Regions from separate parts of the Homo sapiens genome. Here all the other regions are linked to region 1. The links are chromatin loops, found by intact Hi-C in ENCODE. Cell type or tissue: HCT116. All regions are shown on one strand.

What was found. A loop is a pair of places that touch in the nucleus more often than their neighbours do. Peaks named below come from ENCODE experiments on the same cell type or tissue, not always from the same donor. Only the 100,000 strongest peaks of a DNase experiment are listed, where the experiment ranks them.
Region 2: a loop joins it to region 1, with 3 times the contacts of the local background. A loop is called at or near these places in 52 of 110 quality-filtered maps.
Region 3: it touches region 1 in a loop (4-fold over the local background); 17 of 110 quality-filtered maps call a loop at or near these places.

Annotation. Positions count from the first base shown.
Region 1 is chr13:21,636,897-21,639,396 of GRCh38, forward strand. No RefSeq gene overlaps it. Among named protein-coding and RNA genes, the nearest start is that of FGF9, 33 kb to the right of the region's middle. RefSeq lists an enhancer at 2,094-2,213. In HCT116, a CTCF peak has its summit at 1,529 (motif pointing right); a DNase peak (open chromatin) is centred at 575; H3K4me3 peaks cover 1,180 bases; H3K27ac peaks cover 1,421 bases.
Region 2 is chr13:22,739,315-22,741,814 of GRCh38, forward strand. No RefSeq gene overlaps it. Among named protein-coding and RNA genes, the nearest start is that of LINC00621, 180 kb to the right of the region's middle. In HCT116, a CTCF peak has its summit at 1,136 (motif pointing left); no DNase peak of the experiment used is centred here.
Region 3 is chr13:22,792,892-22,795,391 of GRCh38, forward strand. No RefSeq gene overlaps it. Among named protein-coding and RNA genes, the nearest start is that of LINC00621, 120 kb to the right of the region's middle. In HCT116, no CTCF peak of the experiment used is centred here; a DNase peak (open chromatin) is centred at 980; H3K4me3 peaks cover 1,841 bases; H3K27ac peaks cover 2,052 bases.

The sequences.
Region 1 (2,500 bases):
TTACTTAACTCTAAAGGTGGTATTTTAAAAGAAATCATCTGGCTTAAGTCCAAGGGCTGCCATTTATTACTTCAATTCTTTTTCTTTAAAATTGAGCTACATTTTTTGCTTTCTTTTCCCCCCAGGATTGTCTGAGGTGCAAATGAGATAATGTAGGGGAAATCTTCGCAGTAAAGTGACGTGTTATTGTATGTTTCTTTCCATGAAACTAATAACATATACACAAAGCCCTGGACTTTGGCCAAGACTTTCTGTCTATAGTCTTCTGCCAGGTGGGGTGGGGGTGGAGTTGAAGATGACTGCCACCTGAGTCTCCCCCATAGGGATTTCAGTTGTCTTGGACGTGGTGTGGCCGACCCACATTTTCAGAAGTCTCCAGGTGTTCCTTATTTGCAGTCGGAGTGTGAATCAAGCACTGCTTTACCTCAGTGGTTTTCAAAGTGTGCTCTGCAGACCAACAGCATCACCTGGAAACTTGGTAGAGATGCATATTCTGGGCTTCACGCCAGAGCCACTGACTCACAGCCTCTGGGGTGGAGCCCAGCACCCTGCATTTAACAAACCCTCCAAGGGAGCCTGATCCCACTGAAGTGTGGGTGCGGCAGAGTGAGGTGGATGTGTCATACTTCAGCCTCGGAAGTTCGGCCGCCACGGCCTTTCCGTCCTCTCTCCCCTGCAGTCCCCGGTTTGCAAAGCGGAGCTTCCGGGCACCTCAGCCACAGTTCCTCTTTGCATTGCCGCTCCCTTGTGCGCGTTACTACCTATGTGGCTGTCTTGGCTGCTGCTTTCAGCAAACCAAATTTGGATGTGGAAATGGGATTTATTTGTGCAACACCTAGTTATTAAGCACCCACTGTATACTAGAAACCATGAAAGGCCCTGACGGTGTGAAGTCAAAGGAGGTAAGGGTCTCTGCCTTTCCAGTGCTTGTCATCTGAGGAGAGACAGAAAAAGCTCAGCAATTTTGGAAAACCATAATAAATGCTATGAAACACTGCTTGCTCTAGCTTGTTCTCGAAACATAAGAACAGCACAATTATTGCTCTTAGGACAATGACTGCAAGATTTATTGATAACAGGTTTTCTTTTTCAAATAATGAAGATAAAATTAACGTACAATACAGAGAAAGACCAGTTCATCAGACATGTAGTAACAAGGGTCAGTATGTCCCCAGAGGGGCAGAACCTGAAGTGAGACCCTTAAGAGTCACAGCCCTAGCCAGGCTGGCCCCAGGCATTGAGGGAAGTTCCAGCAAAGGAGGCACTATGTATATGGGCCCTTGGCGAGGTCATGGGGTTATGGTAACTCACAGGTGCGTCAGCTGAGTTAACCCAAGAACTAGAATTTGGGAGGCAAGGCCTCTGATTGCAGAGCAAATGAAACTACGAATCCCTTGCTTAGTAGCACAACTATTCACTTGAGCAATAATTAGGAAGGCGAGTTCCTTTAAAAATGAACATATGATTTGGGACATGGTCTGAATTGGAGAAAGCTAGCAATTTTGAAGTGGTAGTGTTGGTTCTCTCCACAAGAGGGCGCCTCTATTCTTTGTTTTTATTTTCTATCTGGAAGCAACAATTTATGTTTATTACTGGCACAGAATAAACAGAAGAGTGACTTATGTTTTGCTGTTTGCAGAGCTGACTTCATGTAAAATTTGGACAGTTTTATTACATTCCAAACAGTTACAGTTTTTTTCCGTCAGGACTTTGGGATATGTGGTTAGCACTGTTTCTTTTTAACAGTATCCTTATAATACATGAGCTCTATGCTATTTAGATTATCTGTAAAAATATCTCGTTCATTAGTGCCCATGAAAAAGATGTCAGTAAAATAGCCCCCTCCAAAATATGCTTCTGCATATTTGAAAGAATATTTACATAACACAGAAAGCAACTGGTTGCTTCACTTAAAATAGTGAGACAATTGAATGATACATTTGCTTATTGCAGCACTATGGAGACATTACCACTAACAAGTTCAGACAAGTATCATGACAGTTTCTCAGATCCCATCCAGAAATAAGAAAAGGGCTGCCTGTCCCAGAGATAGGCCTGGGGATGAGGTGGACACCAGTGAGGATGAAGACATCTGAAAATCAAAAAGTGGTGGCTTTTGAACTTAGTGTGAATTGCAACATAAATAATCAACTAAGCAGATAAGAGAGCATAAAAGCAGAACTGAAATTTTAATGGCATTGAACAAAAGTGTGTGAAAGTCACAGGCCCTGCGGCCCAGGGCCCCGTTATGCCTGGTGGTATGATACAGTGGCAAAGGGAGATGCAATTTTTTGAGATTCTTGCAATTTTATGCTTTTCTGGGAAATAATTCTCTTTCTCTCACCCAGCCTTTCCCCCTGTACCCCCACCCCCACAATCTTTTTGCTGCTGAACTAATATGACTTTGGGAGGGGATATCTGGGTTAGCATTTAAGTTCTCTACAAAGGTTAGAAATATAATATTAAAACTTTTGAGACTAATGATTTTGCTTCACCTTGC
Region 2 (2,500 bases), 1.1 Mb after region 1:
GAATCCCACTATCGGACTTTCAGATTATGTAAAGGGAAACTGTAGACTTTCAAGTCATTTAAAGGGTACCATGATAAAATGAAAAATTGTATGGATTTAGATTTAGAAGTCATAGGTTTCAACCCTAGCACTTCTAACCAGATGACCTCTTGCAAATCACGTCATCTTAGAAAATCAATGTATCAATAAAATGGAACACCATCCTTAGCAGTTTGTAGTGAGACTAAGATTAGATATTGCCCGTCTGCCAATTGCAAATATTTTTCAAATGTGTTTCCATTTTTATACTATTTACTATTTAGACTTTCTATTATGGTCCAGTTTTGCTCCTTCAACCAAATTAGATATTATTTGACAGAAAATATTGTAATTTATTACTGTTTACTTCTAGAATAGCTTTAAGAACATACCAGATGCTCAGTAAGTATTTATTTCATGCTTGGCTCTGAAATATAATTGAAGGATAAATATTTGGCAGTTGTGATCCTTTAAATTTAAATGATAACCCCACTATCAAAATAATCTAACTTAAAGTCAAATTATATCACTTAGGTAAACTGGAATAGATGCCCAAAAAGAGCCAGTGATTCTCATTTTTTTTTCAAAAGAGGAGAAAGATAAGAAAAAGGAGGGGCTATTGAACTGAGAATAATTGCCATTATATATCATTATAAAATTGGGACTCAAGAAGGTGAAAGACCTTTATAATGAAAACTACAAAACACCGATTAAAGATATTGAAGAAAACACAAACAAATGGAAAGATGTCCCATGCTCATAGATTGGAAGAATTAATCTTGTTCAAATGATCATACTACCCAAAGCGATCTACAGATTCAAAGCAATCCATTTCAAAATACCAACGTTGTTCTTTACAAAAGTAGAAAAAAAAATTCTAAAATTTGTATGGTACCACAAAAGACTTTGAATAGCCAAAGCAATCCTGACTGAAAAACTAAAAATCTGGAGGCATCACACTATTTGACTTCAAAATATACTACAAAATTATAATAACAGAAACAGCATGGTTTTGGGATAGACCAATGGAACAGAATAGATAACCCAGGAATAAATCCACATATTTACAGCCAACTGGTTTTTGACAAAGGGCAAAGAATGTGCAATGGGGAAAGGGCGCCCTCTTCAGTAAATGATGCTAGGAAGACTGGATAACCGTATGCAGAAAAATTAAACTGGACCCCTATCTCTCACCATAAGAAATCAACTCAAAATGAATTAAAAATTTAAATGTAGGGCCGCAAACTAAAATACTACTAGAAGAAAAAGAATAGGGCAAATGCTTCAGGACATTGGTGTAGGCAAAGATTTTATGTTCAAGACTTCAAAAGCACATGCAACAAAATTAAATATAGACAAATAAGACTACATTACACTAAAAAGCTTCTGCACAGCAAAGGAAACAATAAATAGAGTGAAGATGCAACCTATAGAATCAAAGAAAATACTTTAAAATTATTCATCTGAAAAAGCCTACTATCCAGAATATACAGGGAACTCAACTCAACAGCAAGAAGAAAAATAATCCAATTAAGAAGTGAGCAAAGGATCTGAATAGACATCTGTTAAAATAAGACATTCCAATGCCAGTAGGTGTATTAAAAATTCTCAACATCAATAATCATCAGGGAAATAAAAATCACAACCACCATGAGATATTATCTCACCCAGTTAGGACGGCTATTATCAAAAAGACAGAAGATAACAAATGCCGCTGAGGATGTGGATAAAAGGAAACTCTTATAGCTGTTAGTGCGAATGTAAATTAGTACAATCTTGTGTATTTATCCAAAGGAAGGGAAATCAGTATATCAAAGGGATACCTGTACCTCCATGTTTATTGCAGCATTGGTCACAATAGCCAAGATATGGAATCAACCTAAGTTTCCATCAATGAATGACTGGATAAAGAAAATGTGGCATATATTCACAATGGAATACTATTCAGCCATAAAAAATGAAATTCATTTGCACCAACATGGATGGAGCTGGAGGTTATTATGTTAAGTAGGACACTCCTGTGGGAGATAAATATCTTGATCTCATGTAGGTACAGAGTAGAATGATGGTCATTAGAGGCTGGGAAGGATGGGAGTGGAAGGAATGAGGAGAGATTGGTTAATGGGTACAAATATACAATTAGAAAGAATAAATTCTACTGTTTGACAGCACAGTAGGATAACTATAGTTAATAATAATTTATTGTATATTTCAAAATAGCAGAAGGGAAGAATTTAAATATTCCCCAAACAAATAATTGATAAATGTTTGAGGTAACAAGTATCTTAAACACCCTGATTTGATCATTACACATTCTGTGCATGTAACAAAATGTCACATATACCTCACCAATATTTTTAATTGTTGTGTCAATGAAAGAAATTATTCCAGAAAGTAGGAAAAGAAGAAAAGCTGCTTAACTCCTTATTCCAAAATCAGGTAAAGACAGTACAAGAAAAGAGAATCATAAACCCTGTGTTGC
Region 3 (2,500 bases), 1.2 Mb after region 1:
TTATCTGTGAAGCTGAGGGACTCGGGATGTGGAGGGAGAAAGGGAGGGAAGCACCCAAGATTGTTGTGCAGGAGCTAAGCTTAGCTGGGGACCACGGGAGGCGCCTTTACCTGGGGCGGGACCTTCCTTAGGTGGGGGTTGAGGAAGAAGCGGCCAGGCTTGGCTTCCATCGAGGTTTCTGTATCTGGGTGATACCTGGTGATGTGTCGACAGGCAGTGGGTTAAGAAGGCCTCAATTTCAGGAAAGGACTATGGCCTGGTCACATACATTAGCGAGCTGTCTACATAGAGGTGGCAGTTTACATCTTGAGAATGGTTGCTTCCAGGAAAAGAGTATAGGATGAGAAAAGCAGTAGGAATGAAGAATGAAAGCCCCGCCTCAGGCGTGGGTGAAACCTTTTACCATAACCAGAGGTGCTGGGCCATTGGGAAAATGTGTCATTATTAATAAAGCTTCCGCCACCCCTCTTCTGGGTTGAATTTTTCCCCCCATCAAACATCCTATGTTGAGGTCCTAACCCCCAACACCTCAGAATGGGGCCCTGTTTGGAAAGAGGTTCCTTAGAGGTAATCAGTCAAGACGACGTCACACTGGAGTAGGATGGGCCCCTAATCTAACACGACTGTGTTCTTATAAAAAGAAGGCCAGGTGAAGAAGCCGACACACAGGAGAACGCTGCATGGAGACTGGAGTTCTGCTGCCAAGGAATCGGTGGAAGCCAGGAAAGAGCCTGCAACAGATCCTTCCGCCGCACCTCCAGAAGAAGCACAGCCCTGGGGACTGCTGGATCTTACACTTCTGGCTTCCAGAACAGTGAGTCAATACATTTCTGTTGTTTTAGCGGCTCAGTTTGCGGTCCTTTGTTGTGCCGACTCCAGGAAACTGGACAATCCCCATGCCGTGCAAAGCAAACGTTATATTCTAACCTTCAGTAATACACCCTCTCCCAAGTCCTGACATTTTTCTTTTTCTTTGATCTTTGCTCCCTGATTCTCAGAGGTTCCTGGATGGGCAGGTCATTCCGTGTGTACTCACCAATCCAGGCCCACACCCCAGTGCCCCGAGACTCAAATTACACCAGCAACTCTCAGCCACTTCAAAGAACCTAGTCTGTCCATATATGGCTCTTAAGTTTTTAGGTTTCAGCCCTGCCTGAAATAAGTGAAGTAATATCATTGTCCTCAATTTCCTCATATGGTGCTTAGATTGCAAGATCATTTCCAGCTCAAAGTTTCTAAAAGAGTTGAATTGAAAATATTTCTCAGAAGGATGAGGAGGAGTGGCCCAATCCCTTCCCTCACCTCATCCCTTCTTATCACGAAACTTCCTGGGCTTTTATCTGGGCAAGGGTAGGAGCCTTCGTGTGACATTAACAGGTAAATCCTTGGATTTTTGGCCATATCTTTAAGCCTTTCCTATAGACCTCTTAAATACGAAATTCCCACAACTGGAATATATACCGCATTGATACTATCTTCCCCTTTATCCTAAAACTGTCATCTTTAAGCTTCAAACAGTACTGTGATTTGATGTTAACCATGATGATTTGTACAACCGTATTTACAAGGCCACAACTCAAGTCATTTTTAGATTTCATCCTTCTAGACTGTAGCCAAATTCCCATCCATAAAGCCTATCTGATTCTTATTTCAGTGTACTCCTCTTTCTCTACCATCAGTATTGGATTATTCGTCAATTGCATTTGTATTCTCACCTTTTCTAACTATACTGCTCTAACTTACAATTTCAAATTCAATTTTTTTTCATAAAGCCACTAACCACCTAATTAAACAAACAAACATCCCATTATAGCCTTAGAATCTGCAGCTCACCCTGGTAAGCCCTGCACCAGACTAATGGTGTTATCAGCATGTCTTAAATACTGTTATCTAAATGTTATTGAAACTGTATCACATGTCAACTTGGGAAAAAATGTTGTGCATATTTTTGAGATAAGACCACTAAGCTGGTCCAAGGAATATATGTGTGAGTAACATTTCTCACTGTTTTTTTTTTAATTTAATGTCATTACTATAGCAGCGAAATGCACAATACATAAAAATATTAATATTCTGCCACGAAGTAAAACTATATTGTCATTTTCATACCTATTAGTAATTCAAGAGAAAAAGGTCTGTTCTTCTCAATCTTAGCTTTGATAAAAATTATAAATATATTTTTAAAACAATATATATTGTTTAATTAAAATAAATAAACAATATATTGCACTCTTTCATCCACCAAGCACAAAGCAGGTTCTGATAAAAAACAAAATATTATTAATTAGTTATCCAAAAGCATAGTTAATAGTGTAGAACCCTGTTTTTAATTCAGCATTTTTATATGTAAGAGTTTCATAGTTAATAGGAATTGGCCATTTTATAAATGGTTGGTGACAGCATCATACTGAATGGGATGCGATTCTTATGGTATATGACAATAGTCTATTCCTTCAAAGGGAGAGGTGACAGGGAGGTTAATTAACCTTTCATCAGTTAA